Linked DNA regions of Homo sapiens: all the other regions are linked to region 2. The links are chromatin contacts, found by Hi-C or POLR2A ChIA-PET in ENCODE. All regions are on one chromosome and are shown on one strand. Each heading gives the region's core, a stretch centred on a gene start or an enhancer-like site at or near the end of the contact. The rest is flanking DNA. Distances are from core to core; before and after follow the strand shown.

Region 1 (2,954 bases), core at 427-2,926, 1.1 Mb after region 2:
CTTCCTGCAATGTTACCAAGTTACTATCACAGTTCATTTTTAATACAATACATTTGGTTGTACAGGATGTGGATTCTACAGAAAAAAAAAAGCACAATACATTTGGACATATGCATGGCCTTCTCTGCTGCTCTCTGGTAAAAGTTATTAAATAAAGCCCATGGCCACTTTTAAAAGAAAAAAATTTCCAAGTCAAAAGGAGTAAATATGCTACTTAACAATAGAACCAACTCAGTTTTTTATGAAGTACCACATTTGCTTGTATATGTCATCCTTATGAACACTGCTTGCCTGCCTTCTTGTTTTCAAGAAGAAAATAGTTCTATCCTCCACTCTAAATTACTTCTTGGCCAGAATGCTTCAAAAACTGTGAATGGTCCTGTTAGCTAATTAAAACAAGTTTACCACCATGAAATATTTGCTGTTCTCCCAAAAGTCAGGTATTCTACCAGTGAATAAAAAAGAGAAACATTTTCAAACCCAAAGTAACATATCAAGTAACAGAATTCTGACTAGTAAATTTATAAACAGTATCAAAATTTAAAATTAGTTCCAACAATTAAAGAGCACGTGATTTACTCTGTACAAGAATTTGGAAATGGTTCTTTTCCCAGATTGGTGGAAAGGGTGGGATAAAGAAAAAAATCTAAAGCTATGCTATGGGGCAATAAAAGTGTTCCAACACATCTAAAAATTACCTGGCCTTCCAGAAGTAATATTTAAATTCCAACATTTTGTCACAGAGATAATAGAGAGTCACTGGATTTTAGAAATTGCTGCTTAGACTCTACCCAGTGTAATCATTATGACTCTAATTATGATTGAGTTTCTTCACCTCAATAACAGGTTCTCCAACTACTCAAGTACTTCCATTTTATGAATTTCAAATATGCACTGAATTACATTTGTTCTGCCTGGCATGGAATTTAGCAAATGTAAATCTGCTTCAGAACACATTCACTCCCAGAATTTTTTTTTTTTTTTTTTTTTTTTTTGTGATGGAGTCTCACTCTGTCACCCAAGCTGGAGTGCAGTGGTGCAATCTCGGCTCACTGCAACCTCCACCTCCTGGGTTCAAGCGATTCTCCTACCTCAGCCTTCAGAGTAGCTGGGACTACAGGTGCCTGCCACCACACCCAGCTAATTTTTGTATTTTTAGTAGAGACGGGGTTTCACCATGTTGGCCAGGATGTTCTCAATTTCTTGACCTCATGATCTGCCCGCCTCGGCCTCCCAAAGTGCTGGGATTACGGGCGTGAGCCAACGCGCCCAGCCATATAAAAAATATTTTAAGATTTCACTGGACTTGGTATGTTAAAACATACAAACAAACAAAAAAACTACCTTAATCTCAAGGCAGAGGACAAAATCTCATTCTTTCCTTTTGACGTGTCCAGTAGCTAGCACAGTGCTTGACACCAGGTATATACTCAATAAATGGTTGAGGAATTGAATGCATAATAAAAGAGTAGATGAATGCATGAATTAATGAAAACAGATTCGCATTATGTAGAGCACCTTTATCAAACCCCTTTTCCCCTGAAGAGGTAAGGTAGGCATTCTTTCTGCATCTGAGGCCTTGGATTGGCTTCAAGAAAGATGAAAGTTCCTTCCTGCAAGTGCTGTTCATCCACCTTTCTTTCTCATGGGACAGAGGCAAGCACTCCAAGATCAGAAAGCAGTATGACTCAGAGGGTAGCTAGCCTTTAAACTGAATCTTTGTTAAGCCAGGAGAGACAGTTCCTTTCTCCTAGGAACAGATCCATTTGGCCCCAGGCTTCTGAGAAAAGGGATAATTATATGACTAACATAAGGAATTGTTAAGCTTAAAAGATTCCTTTTTGTTTTAAGTTCCCACTTTGGGAAGCACATAACTACTTCAGTGCACTAACTACATGCCTCATTACTACTTAAGGGTATATTAGATTAATTTTTATTTTAACTTGAAATAATTTTATTCTCAAAGCAGGAAATATCTTTTAACTCGAAATGTGTTGAAGTAAATGGTGAACGAGTATCAAATTCATCAGAAAATATCTACAATAATATGAATACGAATAACAAAGGCAGCAGCTAATATTCATTGAGCTCTTATCATGTGCTGTGTATTGTTTTTATCCTCACAACCACCCTACAAGGTAGACAGGGACCCTTACATGCATTTAGAGATACGGAAACTATGCCTATGGTCAAGAGCTAGTAAAAGTCAGAGTGGGGTTTCACACCCAGACAGTCTGATTCCTAGTACCTGCTCTATGATTCAATTATGCTTTTCATATGAAAACAGGAAATCTACTTTACTAAATCAAGAAGTACCAAAGGTAAGCAATTCAGGAATGACTTGAATAGTTCTTTTCAGTGAGTCAATCCCTCACTCTGTAACAGAGGGTGCTTCCACATCTCAACTCAGGGGGCCTTTACAACCACACCAGTCCCCATGTGAAGCCCAGAAGGCATAAAGAGAGACACAAGAGAGATTAAAGAAACAGAATAAGATTTGAAAGCTATTCTAAAACAAAAATCAGAATAAAGCACAGCAATAGAAAAAGGCATATTCCAGGCCAGGCAAAGTGGCTCCCGCCTGTAATCCCAGCACTTTGGGAGGCTGAGGCCGGCAGATCACCTGAAGTCGGGAGTTCGAGACCAGCCTGACCAACATGGAGAAACCCCGTCTCTACTAAAAATACAAAATTAGCTGGGTGTGGTGACACATGCTTGTAATCCCAGCTACTCGGGAGACTGAGGCAGGAGAATCGCTTGAACCCAGGAGGTGGAGGTTGTGATCGTGCCATTGCACTCCAGCCTGGGCAACAAGAGCGAAACTGTGTCTCAAAAAAAAAAGAAAGAAAGAAAGAAAGAGAAAGCCATACTCCAGGGACAAAGAACAAAGCAATTTGGCTAGATTTGAAAGGTTTATGAAGGAGAACAGGAGATAGGTATGGGCCAAACTGTGG
Region 2 (3,139 bases), core at 543-3,042:
TTGAGTTTAGGGCTTACCTGGATAATCCAGAATGATCTCATCTCGAGACCTTTAATTTAATGACATCAGCAAAATCCCTTTTTCCAAATAAGATCATGTTCATGGGTTCCAGGGGATTGGACATAGACATATCTTTCTGGGGTGTAACCATTGAATCCACTACAAAAAGCATGCTCAAAGGACTCATGAATGACAAGCTAGTCCTTGAAAACCTGTGCTGTCTGCCATTTTCCTTTTCTGTTCTGGCTGCCTGGGGTGATGTTTCCTGTCGCAGCTAATGCCGCAAGTGATAGCTCTACCTCCAGTGACCACTAAGGCAGGACAGTCAGCAAGAAAGCCAGAGATATTGTTATAGAAGAATTTTAGACAAATTCGTTTAACAGACTTTATTTGATCAAAGAACAACTCGTGAATTGAGCAATACTCAGAACCGGAAGAGGTTTTAAGAGCTCCACCCAGCAGTGTAAGCAGTAAGCTTTTATAGGATGAACACAGAAGAAAAATAGAAAAAAAATCATCTGATTGGCTTCGGCTAGGCATTTGCCTTTTTGGGCCACGGCGTGTTGAGGCATCTGCCTTATTTGAGCATGATCTGATCAGTTGGCTCCCTGTGATTGGCTTGATGGTCAGCTGTTTGTGATTGGTTGAAACTTGGCTACTCGCAAGAAGAAAATATACTCCTAAGTTAGGTTTTGGCTTGTTTATGTACTAGATTAGGTTGTGGTTTGTTATGTAGGACCTCAAAATATGAGACAGTCCCAGGCCAATGGTCTCCTGCTTATTTAATTTAACAACACAAGATTGCAAATTTCTGAAGGTGGGTCCTTAATAGCTATGCCTAGTGTGCTGTCTCTAGGCTACGCTGAAGCTTCTGGTACCTCATCTGTTAGTGGATGTTAAGTGTGGTGTTGCACTCTCTTCTTTAATTGCCGAAAGAGGAGTTAGCTTTGGGCCTCATCATTGCGAGGAAAGAACTGAGGCTTGGAGGGCTGAATTGAAGATTAATCTGAATGACTAACACTATGTTGTTTCCAAAATCACCCCCTGTTCCACTTTGAAACAAACTTGTGTTTTCTCAGTTTCTCCCCGAAAGGAAAAGTTTCTCACCAGGAGTGTCGTGGTGCTTTGTGTATATAAATCCTTGCTGGGTCCATATCTATTCTCCACACATGCCTGGAGTCGAGGCTGAATCATTTATTATTTATTCCCCAGCATGATATAGCTTTATTGCTTATGTTCACTGGGGTTTGGGAAATAAAGACTCAGGAAGCAGAAACACACCAGCTACAAGAGTCTGACATTTGTTTATGAGCAGGACAGCCTTGACTTATTATTCTACTTCTTCTCTTGCGTCTCCGGGAACAGATCTAAGAAGTGGGACCTTGTATGCAGTCACTGAGACAGCTGTTCCCATGAAAATCAGGGCTCATGGAGGACATGCAAATGCTTCTCTGTCAGTCTTCAGCCTGCTTGCTCTGCCTTCTGCTTTCCTGGTGAGGATTAAAAGAGGATTTCAGAGCTCTCCTTCAATTTGATGCCATCATTTTGATGTCTATGCCACCCGTAACTCCAATTTCTAAACTTGAGAGCTGTACAGGCCTGTTACAAAGTGGTTACCTTTTAACCACTAACTTCCGAGAAAAAACTTGGATCACTGAGGAGAGAACGAAGACAAATACAATTGAAGCCCCAGGTAGTTTTCCTGAGGCCTCATGATTTCTTTTGGCAGAGAAACCTATGATAGCTGGTGGCCACTAGGGGTCCCCAGAAGGCTTTTTTAATGAACAAGAGGCACCCGCGCTCCTCACCCCTCCCTTTCCTTCCCACAAATGCCAGGGGTAAAAACAACTTTAAGCTCTGACGTCAGCCAGCCAGGGGAGCCACCCTGTTGTGCCCATAGGTATAGCTAAGCTTCTGAGAACTGGGGCCTGGTGCTTTCCCTGGCAGCCCAATTTTCAGCTTAAATCATTGCCTTAATGTTATTTTAATGTGCTTGGGGTCCCTGGGGGACAGAGTGGGTGGCAGGGGAACAGCATTTAATTTCCTTTGGAGTTTGGAATGTGCCTGACACTTCTTAAGTACTTGAGTGAATATGAGAGTCTGTAATCCTTGCAAGAGCAAGCAACTTTGGGGGCCTTCTTATTTGGCAAGCTTCAAGACAAAGTTAAATTTTTGCTAGGAGAGAGGGAAAAAAGGAAATAAACATGTATTAAAAGTCTGATATATGCCATGGGCTTTACATTTATTATATTATTAAATCTCAAAAATAACCTCATCCAGTTGGAATTATTGTTCTAAATGCTAATATTAGGAAGGAGACATTCAGATTAAACAATTTGCCTACTGTTTACAGCTGATAAATGACCCAGGTAAGACCACAGCACTGGTCAATTAGGATCCGCAATCCAGGCTATGCTCTCAGTATCCTTCAGCCTTCTGGTTTTACTGTGAGGGCTCTCACAAAGGAATCTACTCATTGTTTTACCTGAAGCTTTTAAAGTACATAACCAAATCCAAACCTATAAAGGTGAAATAGCACTTTTCTAGATAATAAAATTAAAGCCTGAATGTAATCAAGCAAATGCTTATTAGGGATATTTTGTCCACCAGGTGCTATGTCTAATGCAGGTTCTGTTGAGGGCCTCATGTGCTTAATTCAGAGTAAAAACAAACAAACAAACAAAAAACACTAATGTTAGGGCAAATGTATTATTTTGACCAGAATGACATAGATTGGCTGTGTCCACATCAACTAAATAAAGTGAGCAATTATCTGATGAATTGCTGCTGAAGAGAAACACTTGATTCTTTACCACATTACCAAAAGGGTAGATTGACAAATAAAGAAGAATGTATCAGGCTTGAAGGTTGGCCAAAAATTGCCAGTCAATACTCTGGAAGTTTAGCAACAGGGAAATATCATAAGGGTTTATTTGAATCAGCCCTGTCACAGTGCCCAACCCAGTGCCTGGTGTAGTGTAGGCTCTCCGTGAAGGCAGAATCAACGTTGAATGATGTTTTTAAAAATGTTTATAGGCCCACTGTGAACATCCCAGTCTCCCTTCAGCTGAAGTCACTTTATGTTGACTCAAAACAATCTGCCCTCCAAACGAAAGTGTAAAATAAGAAACCAAGGCTT
Region 3 (3,041 bases), core at 302-2,801, 1.1 Mb after region 2:
TGAAAGCTTTAAGTATTATGAGAATAACTTTTAGGATGACAACAATATAAAGAATATGTGTGCAAACCTAAACACAAAATTATACATATTGTAAAGTATTTAAGGGGAGCCTGTGGGTGACAATGGAGGTATCCTTCTTAATCTAAAAGAATATAAAGTCTAAGGACATGAAGTGTAAGTCTGGGGAAGGTGAGATGCTCAGTTGGCCAAGAATAGTGAGATAGGGAAAGGGAACAAAGCCTGCGGTAAGATTGTAAAGCCTGGCACTCACACAAATACCACTTACTATATGCCAGACAGCTATAAGAGCTTGACAGGTACTAACTCACTTAATCCCCACAACTCTAGGTAGACACTGAAACACAGTATACGTAACTTGAACAGTCACAGAGCTGGGAGGTGACAGAGCTGGGTTGAATCCAGGCACTATGGCTATAAAGGGGTGTACTTTGTGAAATCCATGTTCAGGGGGAAGTCAGAGGACTAAGGTAAGACTTAAAGTCCCGAAAAATATTTGGAGACATAACAAAGATCTAAGATAATCTATAATGCTAGAAAGAAAAGGTGTAAATGCCTTGAAAACAAATCCTAAAACAAAGACTAAAGAAAAGAAACAAAGAATTTTTGGAAGAAGAAGCTGGAATGACATCATCTTTGTTTCTGAAGCTATAGAAACTGGAAGGGGCCTGTAAAAGAAAAAACGTTTTACTTCTGAGAAATTAAAGGGAAGACTAAAGTTGACAGCTTGAATTAGAACTTAGGGGCTGACCTGTGGTAGACTTCTGGGAAAGAGTAATAGCCAACTATAATTGAATGAAATCAGAGAAAAGGGATCACCAGGTAATTCTTGTACCTTGTTAGCTGATGCATTTTATCAATGAGCAAATGGAGGCATAGGGAGTTGAAGTGATTTGCTCCAAGATTATTCCAGCTGGTCAGTGGCAGGTCCACCATTCCTTTCAACATACTACCTGATTTGGTTTTAGCCTTAATGTTTCTTCCAGCTGCAATGCTGTATTATAACTCTATTAGAATGTTGGTGAAAAAAGGAGCATCTAAGGAGTCCAAAGGGACTTAAAGCTATCTACGATACATGCATATTAATTCTTTGTAATTCTGCAGCTGTATACCATATTAAAAGATGTGTATGCCTGAGTCTGTCCTATATTGTTGATGAGAAAGAAGCAGGTAGAAAGTAGTGCTCTTTGGTGTATGAAACATCTTCTATTTTCAAATGGAGAGGAATTGCCAGTAAGAAACCTCAGTATAGGAGTGGAGTAGTTTGCTCTTTAGGCATAAATACAATGATTTTGATTCTACCACACAGAGGAGTTAAGTTTAAGAAACTGAAAACATTCTATTTTATTCCATTTTCCACAGGAAATACAGAATGGATATCTCTAGTACACTCCCATCAGCATTATATGGTCTCCACAAAACCTTACTCCCTCAAGTCTGAAGACATTTAAAAATAATTACGGGAGAAGATGAGGGAAACTTTCCCAGCAGTTAAACAGGGGTAGTCATGGAAGGCACAAACATCACGCCTCTCAGGTTATTACCTCTGTCCCGCTGCCAAACATGATGTAAGAAAGCAGAAGTGAGCTCTGGGTCAAGGACAAAATGAGCAGTACATTAAGGGATTGCTTTATTTAAAGGTCAGTAGGAAAAGGTCAGTTATTATGTGATCTACAGGGTTTTTGTGAGTAGAAAAACTCATGTCTATTGCTGAAGAATAACTGTTAAATGTATTAGTGTATACAAACATTAAATTTTAATACAGCCAACAGAAATTAAATTGCAAAAGCAACAATAACGTGCTGCAGAAGTAAAGTCATCACCTTCTCCATTGTTATTCGGAAGGAAATAGATGACAAACAAAGAAGGGTCGGGGGACCTGGTGCAGAGAATCCACAAGAGCATCTAGAAGACCAGAGTTCTGGGCCTAGTTCAGCACTTTCCAGCTGTGAGTGGCAGTGCCTGACTGCTCCAAGCCTCCTAATCTGTAAGGCCAGTAGCTGGAGTAGTCTCTAATTCTCTTCCAAAAGTAAAATTATATGACTATTTAGAGCAGAAAATAGCACAGAAGAAAATCAAACATTCTTCAAAGTCAAGAATTTAGCAACAGAGATTTGTATGACCAATTATCAGACATATGGGGCAAATGACTAACCCTTGAGAACAATCAAGATAGAGAAAATCACAGAGAACTGTTTATTAAATTTTAATTACTGTGACTAAAATACAACTACTGTGAAGCCCCCCCAAAAAACCACAGTGAAATGTGACAAACACCAATAAAATGTGACCAATAAAATATCAATAGATATACGATATACTAGGATATTTTACTTAAAATTCCTAAATCCATTCCCTTTTCACCATGCTTTTTTCTATAGCCACAACATTATTCAAATTAAAAAGTAGTCAATTCACATATTATTCATATGAGAAGAATATAAAAGCATGCATATTTAAATAAGAAAATGTTTTTGTGAAACAGGCCTGCTATATTTTAAAGACAAAAGAAACACATGTAGGAGTGGAAGTTTCATTACGTTAACGACAGAAATCATTCTGGATATTGAAGTACTCACAAAAATAAAACTAGTGGTTTTAAAATGTTCAGGAATTCATCATATGGTGGGAAGTTAAATCACACAATAACAAAAGTTGAGGTTATCTCTTACTTTGACACAGAGGTGTTTTTAAAGGGTAGCAGGAGGAAACCCTGATTAGACTAATCAAGATATTCCCTTTGAAGTCATGTAACATATAGTTGGAGTAAGAAATGCATTCATAGAATGAAAACCAACAAGGGCTTTGAGATCACCTAGAATAACCTCTTCATGAATTACAGGAAGACATTGTCAGAACTGGCACAATCTCTCGGGATTCCTGATTCATAGTAGTCCTGTACTCTCATCACTTTTAGACAATAGTTTTCACTAATACTATTATTTTCACCCTCCTTTTCCTGTTAAGCTTGGGAAAAAAAGGGATTATTGTAGTTCAGTAATGTCAAGAAGATCCTAAACAAA

The links. A loop is a pair of places that touch in the nucleus more often than their neighbours do. ChIA-PET counts read pairs that join two places held with the same protein, here RNA polymerase II (POLR2A). Pooled maps may share reads with other maps.
Region 1: a pooled map shows a loop between it and region 2 (9-fold over the local background). The contact joins two enhancer-like sites. A Hi-C loop is called at or near these places in 5 of 168 maps with a recorded cell type or tissue (CD8-positive, alpha-beta T cell, endothelial cell of umbilical vein, gastrocnemius medialis and 1 more), 2 of 37 single-sample maps with no recorded cell type and 16 of 50 pooled maps. POLR2A ChIA-PET finds 5 or more read pairs at or near these places in 1 of 52 experiments (PC-3).
Region 3: a loop to region 2 is called in a map of ascending aorta, with 3 times the contacts of the local background. The contact joins two enhancer-like sites. A Hi-C loop is called at or near these places in 8 of 168 maps with a recorded cell type or tissue (CD8-positive, alpha-beta T cell, MCF 10A, ascending aorta and 3 more) and 18 of 50 pooled maps. POLR2A ChIA-PET finds 5 or more read pairs at or near these places in 1 of 52 experiments (PC-3).

The regions. Positions count from the first base shown.
Region 1 is chr4:101,153,840-101,156,793 of GRCh38, forward strand. The region is part of intron 2 of PPP3CA (protein phosphatase 3 catalytic subunit alpha); the gene reads right to left. Among named protein-coding and RNA genes, the nearest start is that of MIR8066, 86 kb to the right of the region's middle. RefSeq lists an enhancer at 1,414-1,915. Within about 2 kb of position 1,677, at least 3 of the 41 ENCODE cell types and tissues checked have a DNase peak (open chromatin) inside an H3K27ac peak, as active enhancers do.
Region 2 is chr4:100,091,824-100,094,962 of GRCh38, forward strand. No RefSeq gene overlaps it. Among named protein-coding and RNA genes, the nearest start is that of DDIT4L-AS1, 97 kb to the right of the region's middle. Within about 2 kb of position 1,793, at least 7 of the 41 ENCODE cell types and tissues checked have a DNase peak (open chromatin) inside an H3K27ac peak, as active enhancers do.
Region 3 is chr4:101,174,525-101,177,565 of GRCh38, forward strand. All of the region lies in intron 2 of PPP3CA (protein phosphatase 3 catalytic subunit alpha), which reads right to left. Among named protein-coding and RNA genes, the nearest start is that of MIR8066, 65 kb to the right of the region's middle. Within about 2 kb of position 1,552, at least 4 of the 41 ENCODE cell types and tissues checked have a DNase peak (open chromatin) inside an H3K27ac peak, as active enhancers do.